Linked DNA regions of Homo sapiens: region 2 is linked to region 1. A link is a contact called in ENCODE Hi-C or POLR2A ChIA-PET data. All regions are on one chromosome and are shown on one strand. The core of a region is the stretch at or near the end of the contact, and the rest is flanking DNA. Distances in the headings are between cores, read along the strand shown. Region 1 holds the start of TMA7 (translation machinery associated 7 homolog). Region 2 has its middle 23 kb from the start of IP6K2.

Region 1 (3,826 bases), core at 211-2,710:
CTCTCTGCTCAACCTCTACAATGGTTCCCCACTTCTCTCAAGGTAAAAGCCTGTCTTTTCCATGGCCTACAGGGAACCTACCCACTGGCTCTCATTCCTCTCTGACCTCATCTCCCACTAGTCTCCCTTTCCTCACTCCACTCCAAGCACATGGACCTTCTTGAAGTTGCTGGAACGCACCAAGTTGTCCCCAGCTCAGGGCCTTCACGACAGCTGCTATCTGTGCTGCTCGCTCCCTCACCTTCTTCAAGTCCTGCTCAAATAGTAGCCCCTTGGGAGGTCTTCCCCATGCACCCTATCAGATATGGCCATCCCACTCCCACCCTAGCACTCCTGACCCACTTTCTCTGCTTTATTTTTTCCATGCATATATCACATGACCTGCAACATGTATCCCATTTATTTGCTTTGGTTATAGTCTGTCTCACTCACTAGAATTTCAGCTTGGTACCTACATATAGTACGTACCCAGCAAAAAATGTACTCATCTGCCTAATCTCTGGACACTGTAGCATCCCAGCGCTCAGCACTGTTATTTAAAAAAATAACAACTTTGGCTGGGTGCGGTGGCTCACGCCTGTAATCCCAACACTTTGGGAGGCTGAGGCGGGGGGATCACGAGGTCAGGAGTTCGAGACCAGCCTGGCCAACATGGCGAAACCCCGTCTCTACTAAAAATACAAAAATTTTCCGGACATGGTGGCGGGCACTTGTAATCCCAGCTACTGGGGAGGCTGAGGCATGAGAATCGCTTGAACCCAGGAAGCAGAGGTTGCAGTGAGCCAAGATCGTGCCATTGCACTCCAGCCTGAGAGACAAGAGCAAGACTCCATCTCGGGGGGAAAAGAAAAAAAAGCTTTATTGATATATAACTTGCATACCATATAATTCACCCAATGTGTACAATTCAGTAGTTTTACTATATTAACAGAGTTGTATGGCCATCACCAAAATAAATTTTTTTGACCATTTTCATAGATGAACAAACAGAATTCGCAAACTGCTGCACCCCTGACTATATTATAAAACTCCTTACAGGGTTTTCCAAAGCTATAGGACCACGTGATATAACTCCCGTCCACTTCTGCCATCTCCCCGCCTAATCTCCCTCCACCCAAGCTGTGCTTTCCTTGGTTCCAGGAAAGCGACGAGCTTGAAGCTCTTTGCACATGCACATGCCCTGCTGTCTACCTGCAGTGCTCTTCCCGCGCACGGCCACAGGCCTGGTAGGCCGTCCGGTTAAGTACCCCTCCTACGGTTCCGATTCTACCCTGGCAGGACAACCCTAGCTCCTCGTACCTGGCGTGGCCCGACCAATCGTCTGCCACTCAGTTGACCTCTGACCTGTTAGTACCCGCCCCTGGAGCGCCGCATCCGGTAGCGAGAGTTCAACTTCCTGACTAGGAGCCAATCAGCGGGGCCGCCTCGCTGTCTACGACAAAGGGTGGGGCAGACGCTCCGTTTCCGGTGGCAGGGTCTGGGGAAGCGGCGGCAGGCGCCATGTCCGGCCGCGAAGGTAAGTGTTCCGGAACCGTGAGGACTGCGGGGACGGCGGGGTGGGGACCGGGCGGCAGGGGCAGGCCGAACGTGCTCGTGTCGCCCACAGGTGGCAAGAAGAAGCCACTGAAACAGCCCAAGAAGCAGGCCAAGGAGATGGACGAGGTGAGGGCGGGCGCGGAGGCACTGGCGGGTGCGGGGGCGCTGGGAGACAGGCCTGAGTTGAACACGCTCTGCCTCTCCCCAGGAAGATAAGGCTTTCAAGCAGAAACAAAAAGAGGAGCAGAAGAAACTCGAGGAGCTAAAAGCGAAGGCCGCGGGGAAGGGGCCCTTGGGTAAGTGGGGGCCGAATGGAGCTCAAGCTGGCCAAACGCTATGAGCACCTATTGGGATGAGGGCGCGGGCATGTCTTTTTCCTGCCTCCTGAACTGCGAGGTCTCGTTTTCCGACGTCCGCTGCAGCGAATGGTCTCTAGCCAGTCTAGGATTTGCAGCGGCAGTAAGGGCCGGGAGCTGGAAACGAGGTCTCCTGCCTCCCAGGCAGTCTGGGCTTCCATTCCTTAGGAAGAGCTGCAGAAACGGAAACAGTGAAATGTATTTACCTCAGACGCAGATTCACAGTTAAGTTTCTCAAAGTCTGACGTCGTCCGCAATCTTTTGCCCCAAATTCGTATTTCACTGCCTTCTAGTGTTTGAACCTTACTTGACTTAGAAGTTTTTTTGTTTTGTTTTGTTTTGTTTGAGACAGAGTCTCACTCTGTCTCCCAGGCTGGAGTGCAGTGGCGTGATCCCGGCTCACTGCAACCTCCACCTTCCGGGTTCAAGCAATTCTCCTGCCTCAGCCTCCCAAGTAGCTGGGATTACAGGCGCCTGGCACCACGCCTGGCTAATTTTTTTTTTTTGAGACGGAGTGCGGCTAATTTTTGTATTTTTAGTAGAGATGGGGTTTCACCATCTTAGCCAGGCTGGTCTTGAACTCCTGACCTCGTGATCCACCCGCCTCAGCCTCCCAAAGTGCTGGGATTGCAGGCGTGAGCCACCGCACCTGGCCAGTTTTTTTTTGTATTTATAGTAGAGACGGAGTTTCACCATGTTGGCCAAGCTGGTCTCGAACTCCTGACTTCAAGTGATTCACCCGCCTCTGCCTCCCAGAGTGCTCGGATTACAAGCGTGAGCCACAGCACCTGGCCAACTTTTTTTTTTTTTTCGTACTGCTTATATTATCTCTAATATATGCTTTTTTGCTTTCTGAGTCTTTTTACTTCTGGGTATGCCTAGACTAAAAGATAAAGTCCAGGCTCTTCAGTGTGCTGTTGCTCCATATGCTTTTCTAACTGAATCCTCCACCTTTTTTACATCTTTTATGTAGGAGAAATTCATTACATTTCAAAATATTTTTCAGGCCCAGCAGTTCTAGTACTTTATGTGCATCATAAGCATTATTTTACATTGATCCAACTAGTGATTATTTCCTCCACAGTTGTTTATGCCCCCATTTGAGCACTGTGAGCCATGCTAGGCATGATGGAGACAAGGATGGTGGGAGTGTCATCTAGGGCTTCCCAAGACCTCTCTCCCAGTGGGTTTGATCCATTATTGTTTACCTACCCAGCACTGAGATTTCTAGCTCTTGAGATTCCTTTTCAGAATGGTGTAAGGGGCCAGGCACAGAATGGGCTGACCATAATCCAAGTGCTTTGGGAGGCCTAAGCAGGAGGATTATTTAAGGCTAGGAGTTCACAGCATCAAAGGGAGACCCTGTCTACAGAAAAAATTTAAAATTAGCTGGGCGTGGTGGTGGTGGCGGCCCGTTTCCTGTAATCCCAGCTATTTAAAAGGCTGAGGCAGCCTCGCTTAAGCCCAGGAGTTCAAGGTAAGAGGATTATTTGAGCACGGGAGTTCAGGCTGTAGTGAGCTGGGATTGCGCCACTGTATTCCAGCCTGGGAGATAGAATGAGACCCTATCTCAAAAAAAAAAAAAAAAAAAGGTATCTTGCACCCTCTTTTAATCTGTGATTGTGTATAGGGGAAAGAACAGTCTTTAGTGTAACTCTATGCTAGTTGTTTCTCATTGAGCATCATCTGATTTTTATTTTAAGGTTTATTTTGTCAGGCCCCTTTGGATCTTCTTTCCTGTATTAGGCATATGTAACCCTACACTTTTTTTTTTTTTTTTTTTTAAATAGTCTCACTCTGTCGCCCAGGCTGGAGTGCAGTGGCATGATCTCAGCTCACTGCAGCCTCCGCCTCCCAGGTTCAAGTGATTCTCCTGCCTCAGCCTCCTGAGTAGCTGGGATTACAGGCGCACACCACCATGCCCGGCTAATTTT
Region 2 (3,802 bases), core at 579-3,078, 300 kb after region 1:
GGGTGAAGTGTCCCAGCTGGAAGTATAAATTCAGAGAGAGCAGCATGGTGATAACACTCAAAGCCACACTGTTCCTGACAAAATTCCCTAAGGAGGGAGGGAGGGAGAAGAGCCCAGAGTACAGTCTTGGGTCACTCCAACATTTAACTATGTGTAGTTAAAGGTGGCAACAGAGATGAGGATGATCATAAGAGCTGGAAGGAAAACCAGGAGGGCTGAATGATTCCTGAGAATGTGGTCCTTGAAGCAGGAGGGAGAAGTCAATCCCAGTGAATTTTGCTGGGATTCCAGAGAGCTAGTATGTGCACTGGTTTTGTCAGCGGAAGTCACTGGGGACTGTGCCATGGGCTGTGGCAAGAATGGGAGGTGAGGAAGGGTAATGGCAACCACAGGCAAGTTTCAGAATGGGGCAGGAGCTAGAGGAGGATGGTGGGGAGCAAAGAGGGAGACCGGAGTTTCTGACCCATGGCAAGTCATTGCTGAGGGAGGCAGAGGTGCGAGAGGTTGGAGGACAGGGCTCTAGGGCCAGGCAGCAAGCACTGCAATGGTTTTGGAGATGAAGGGTACAGGTGAGATGCTGAGCACAGACCTCACCTCCAGGATGTAGGTCTTCAGGCCCCTGGCAGAGATGGGCCTCTGATCCCCAAAGAGGACCTCCAAAGGTGGAGGGGGCAAGAGTCTGATGAGGAGGTAGAGGGGTGCTTCTGCACTCCAGGTTCCTTTTCCTGCCCATTCCTTAAACCCGCTGGCTGTTCTTGCTCACCCCCACTCCCTCCTGCCTGGAGTCAGCCCAGGGCCTCCAGCGCTGAAGAACTGGACAGGCAGCTCAGCTCGGAGTTGGGAACACAATGGTCCCACTCGGGCAGAGGTGGGGCTAAGGTCTCTGATGACCCTCAGCTGCACCCACAGCCCTGGGACGTGGGCCATGCAGAGAGGGGTTGGTGGCAAATAATTCCTAGATTTTTTTTTTCCAGAACAAAAGACAGGAAAATTACCAAGAAAAGGATCCCACAAGGCCAGGGTTGGGAGGGTTCCTAGTATATCCTGGACACACACACCCTGTCCCCAGCACGTCCAGGCAGGACAAAGCTGGAGGGGCCAGCTGAGGTATTCCCATTGTGCTAGAAGCCCGCCCAGTGTCAGTGGGCCCCACCCCTGCACTCTTAATATGCCCTTGCATGCACCTGGCCCTTGAACTAGTTCCCCAGTGCCAAGTGAGGGCCTTCCCGGTTTTCAGTTGTGAGGCCAGCTCTGCGTTAGGGGTGGGGGCTGCTTTTGCTGTAAGCCAGAGATACAAACCTTGAGGTGAGCACAAAGGCAGAGACCACAGCAGCGAGTGGACCCCAGACAATTGATTGCAGTTGGGTCTTGGCCCAGCCCAGGTAGGCAAGGGACTCAGGCAATGCCAGGGTCAGTGGGAGTGGACATCCTCCCATAAGCCTGCCATCTTCGTACACAGCTGCAAGCGGAGGCCCAGGATGAGGGTCCCAACCCGTTTTTGTCTGGCTAGACTGAGACAGGAGCTGTCAGCCAGGTGGAACCATCTTGAGTCCCGAGGGAGGTGCAGCGCCCCAAGCTCAGAGTCTGAGGGTCACATGCTCTTCCACCCAGCTATGCTCTGGTTGGAAAAGAGCTCAGGGACCCAGTGCCACCAAGGCTGGAGCTTCCTGGAGAACAACCCCTCGTGTGGGGTCTGGGCTGAGACTTGGAAGGTCAGCGGGGGCCCTGAGCCAGCGCGCAGCCTCATTTGTCACCCTGGGCTTGGGGCCGGCTGCACAGTTCTGGGGCAGGATGCTGGGAGCTCCAGGACAGCCCGGCCCCTGCTGGCCAAAGTGGCAAAATGCAGTACTGCCACTCACGCGTGCTTCCAGCATGTCCCGCGTCCCAGGCTTACCCGTCCCAAAGGCCTTCTCCCTACCTGGCCACAGGCCAAGACTCAGCTCACAGCAGACATGGGAGTGTGTACTGCAGCTGTCCACTCGTGCCCACGCCAGCAGTTTCAGAATGAAAGTGAACAGTTTGACCATCACTGGATGTTATACTCTAAAGTGCTGGTTTGCTTATCTGGTGGGTCTAGATTTTAGCTCCTTTTTATCTGTTTAGCAGACAAAAAACAACTGCACACACCTCCCCTCCTTCCGGGAGTTGGAGGACCTAGCCAGAAAGGGTATTGCTGGATCCTGGCTTATAGCAGAGTACACAGTGACCTTTGTCCCCTGGCTCAGTGCAGTTCTGCAGAGGGAGGAAGGGGTAGGCCCATGGCCAAGAAGGCTACAGGGGATTTGGCTGGTATCTTCTGTTTCAGCAGCCTTCCCCAATAGCTGCCTGTCAAATGTGCATTTGTCTGCCTATCAGCATAGACTGACTGGTGAAGAGTCCTGCTGGTTTTCCTAGTGGGTAGTGCCAATCCTCTGGTCTCATACTGTAGCCTGGCTAGCCTCCTGCCCTGTGGTGTACAAATGGGCTGGGCACGCCTAACTTTGTGTACTGAAAGACATGCCAGATAAATGGTTTTATAGAACAGAAAGAAATGCCCACAAGATCAAGGATTCTGGTTGGGAAGAAGTGAGAGGGAGGGTTAGAAATGTTGTAAGTGGCTGGGCGCGGTGGCTCACACCTGTAATCCCAGCACTTTGGGAGGCCGAAATGGGTGGATCACTTGACGTCAGGGATTCGAGACCATCCTGGCCAACATGGTGAAACCCCATCTCTACTAAAAATACAAAAATTAGCTGGGCGTGGTGGCGCATGCCTGTAATCCCAGCTACTCGGGAGGTGGAGGCGGGAGAATTGCTTGAACCCGGGAGGCGGAGGAGGTTGCAGTGAGCCAAGATCACGCCACTGCACACTCCAGCCTGGGCAACAGAGTAAGACTGTCTCAAAAAAAAAAAAATTCACACATAAGAGACACCTTCAACTGGGCGCAGTGGCTCACGCCTGTAATCCCAGCATTTTGGGAGGCCGAAGCGGGCGGATCACCTCAGGTCTCTACTAAAAATACAAAATTAGCTGGGCGTGGTGGCACATGCCTGTAATTCCAGCTACACTAGGAGGCTGAGGCAGAAGAATTGCTTGAACCCGGGAGGCGAAGTGCAGTGAGCCAAGATTACGCCATTGCACTCTAGCCTGGGCAACAAGAGCGAGACTCTGTCTCAAAAAAAAAGAGACACCTTCAGAAAAATTTGATTCCTAGCACCTGACCTCACAGAAGGCAATTGAGGCCAGAAATGCATTGCTGGCCAAACTTTCTCATGATGTTTAGAATAACTAGCATAAAGATCACAATTTCTGGCTGGGCGCAGTGGCTCACGCCTGCAATCCCAGCACTTTGGGAGGCTGAGGCGGGCGAATCATTTGAGCTCAGGAGTTCCAGAGCAGCCTGGCCAACATGGTGAAACCCTGTCTCTACTAAAAATACAAAAATTAGCTGGGCATGGTGGTGGGTGCCTGTAATCCCAGCTTCTTGGGAGGCTGAAGCAGGACAATCACTTGAACTAAGGAGGCAGAGAGGTTGCAATGAGCCGAGATTGTGCCACTGCACTCTGGCCTGGGCGACAAGAGTGAAACTCTGTCTCAAAAAAAAAAAAAAAAAAGATGACAGTTTCTGAGGAGTCCCTACCTGGGGGGAGTCCTTCAAATCTTAAATCTAGTTGTTCTTGGCCAGGCGCAGTGGCTCATGCCTATAATCCCGGCACGTTGGGAGGACAAGGAGGGCGGATCATGAGGTCAGGAGTTCAAGACCAGCCTGGCCAACATAGGGAAACCCCGTCTCTACTAAAAATACAAAACTTAGCTAGGCGTG

Evidence for each region. Hi-C counts contacts between places; a loop is a spot of excess contacts on that map. ChIA-PET counts read pairs that join two places held with the same protein, here RNA polymerase II (POLR2A). Pooled maps may share reads with other maps.
Region 2: a loop to region 1 is called in a pooled map, with 3 times the contacts of the local background. The contact joins the enhancer-like site here to the promoter of TMA7 in region 1. A Hi-C loop is called at or near these places in 4 of 50 pooled maps. POLR2A ChIA-PET finds 5 or more read pairs at or near these places in 3 of 52 experiments (AG04450, MCF 10A and PC-3).

The regions. Positions count from the first base shown.
Region 1 is chr3:48,438,797-48,442,622 of GRCh38, forward strand. TMA7 (translation machinery associated 7 homolog) reads left to right here and starts at 1,461. Exons shown (of 4, transcript NM_015933.6): 1 at 1,461-1,516; 2 at 1,607-1,662; 3 at 1,745-1,832. The coding sequence starts at 1,501. CCDC51 (coiled-coil domain containing 51) reads right to left here and starts at 1,323. Exons shown (of 4, transcript NM_001256964.2): 1 at 1,192-1,323. RefSeq lists an enhancer at 1,129-1,268 and a silencer at 1,699-1,758.
Region 2 is chr3:48,738,288-48,742,089 of GRCh38, forward strand. No RefSeq gene overlaps it. Among named protein-coding and RNA genes, the nearest start is that of IP6K2, 23 kb to the left of the region's middle. Within about 2 kb of position 1,829, at least 28 of the 41 ENCODE cell types and tissues checked have a DNase peak (open chromatin) inside an H3K27ac peak, as active enhancers do; they include PC-3, where a contact is called at or near this core.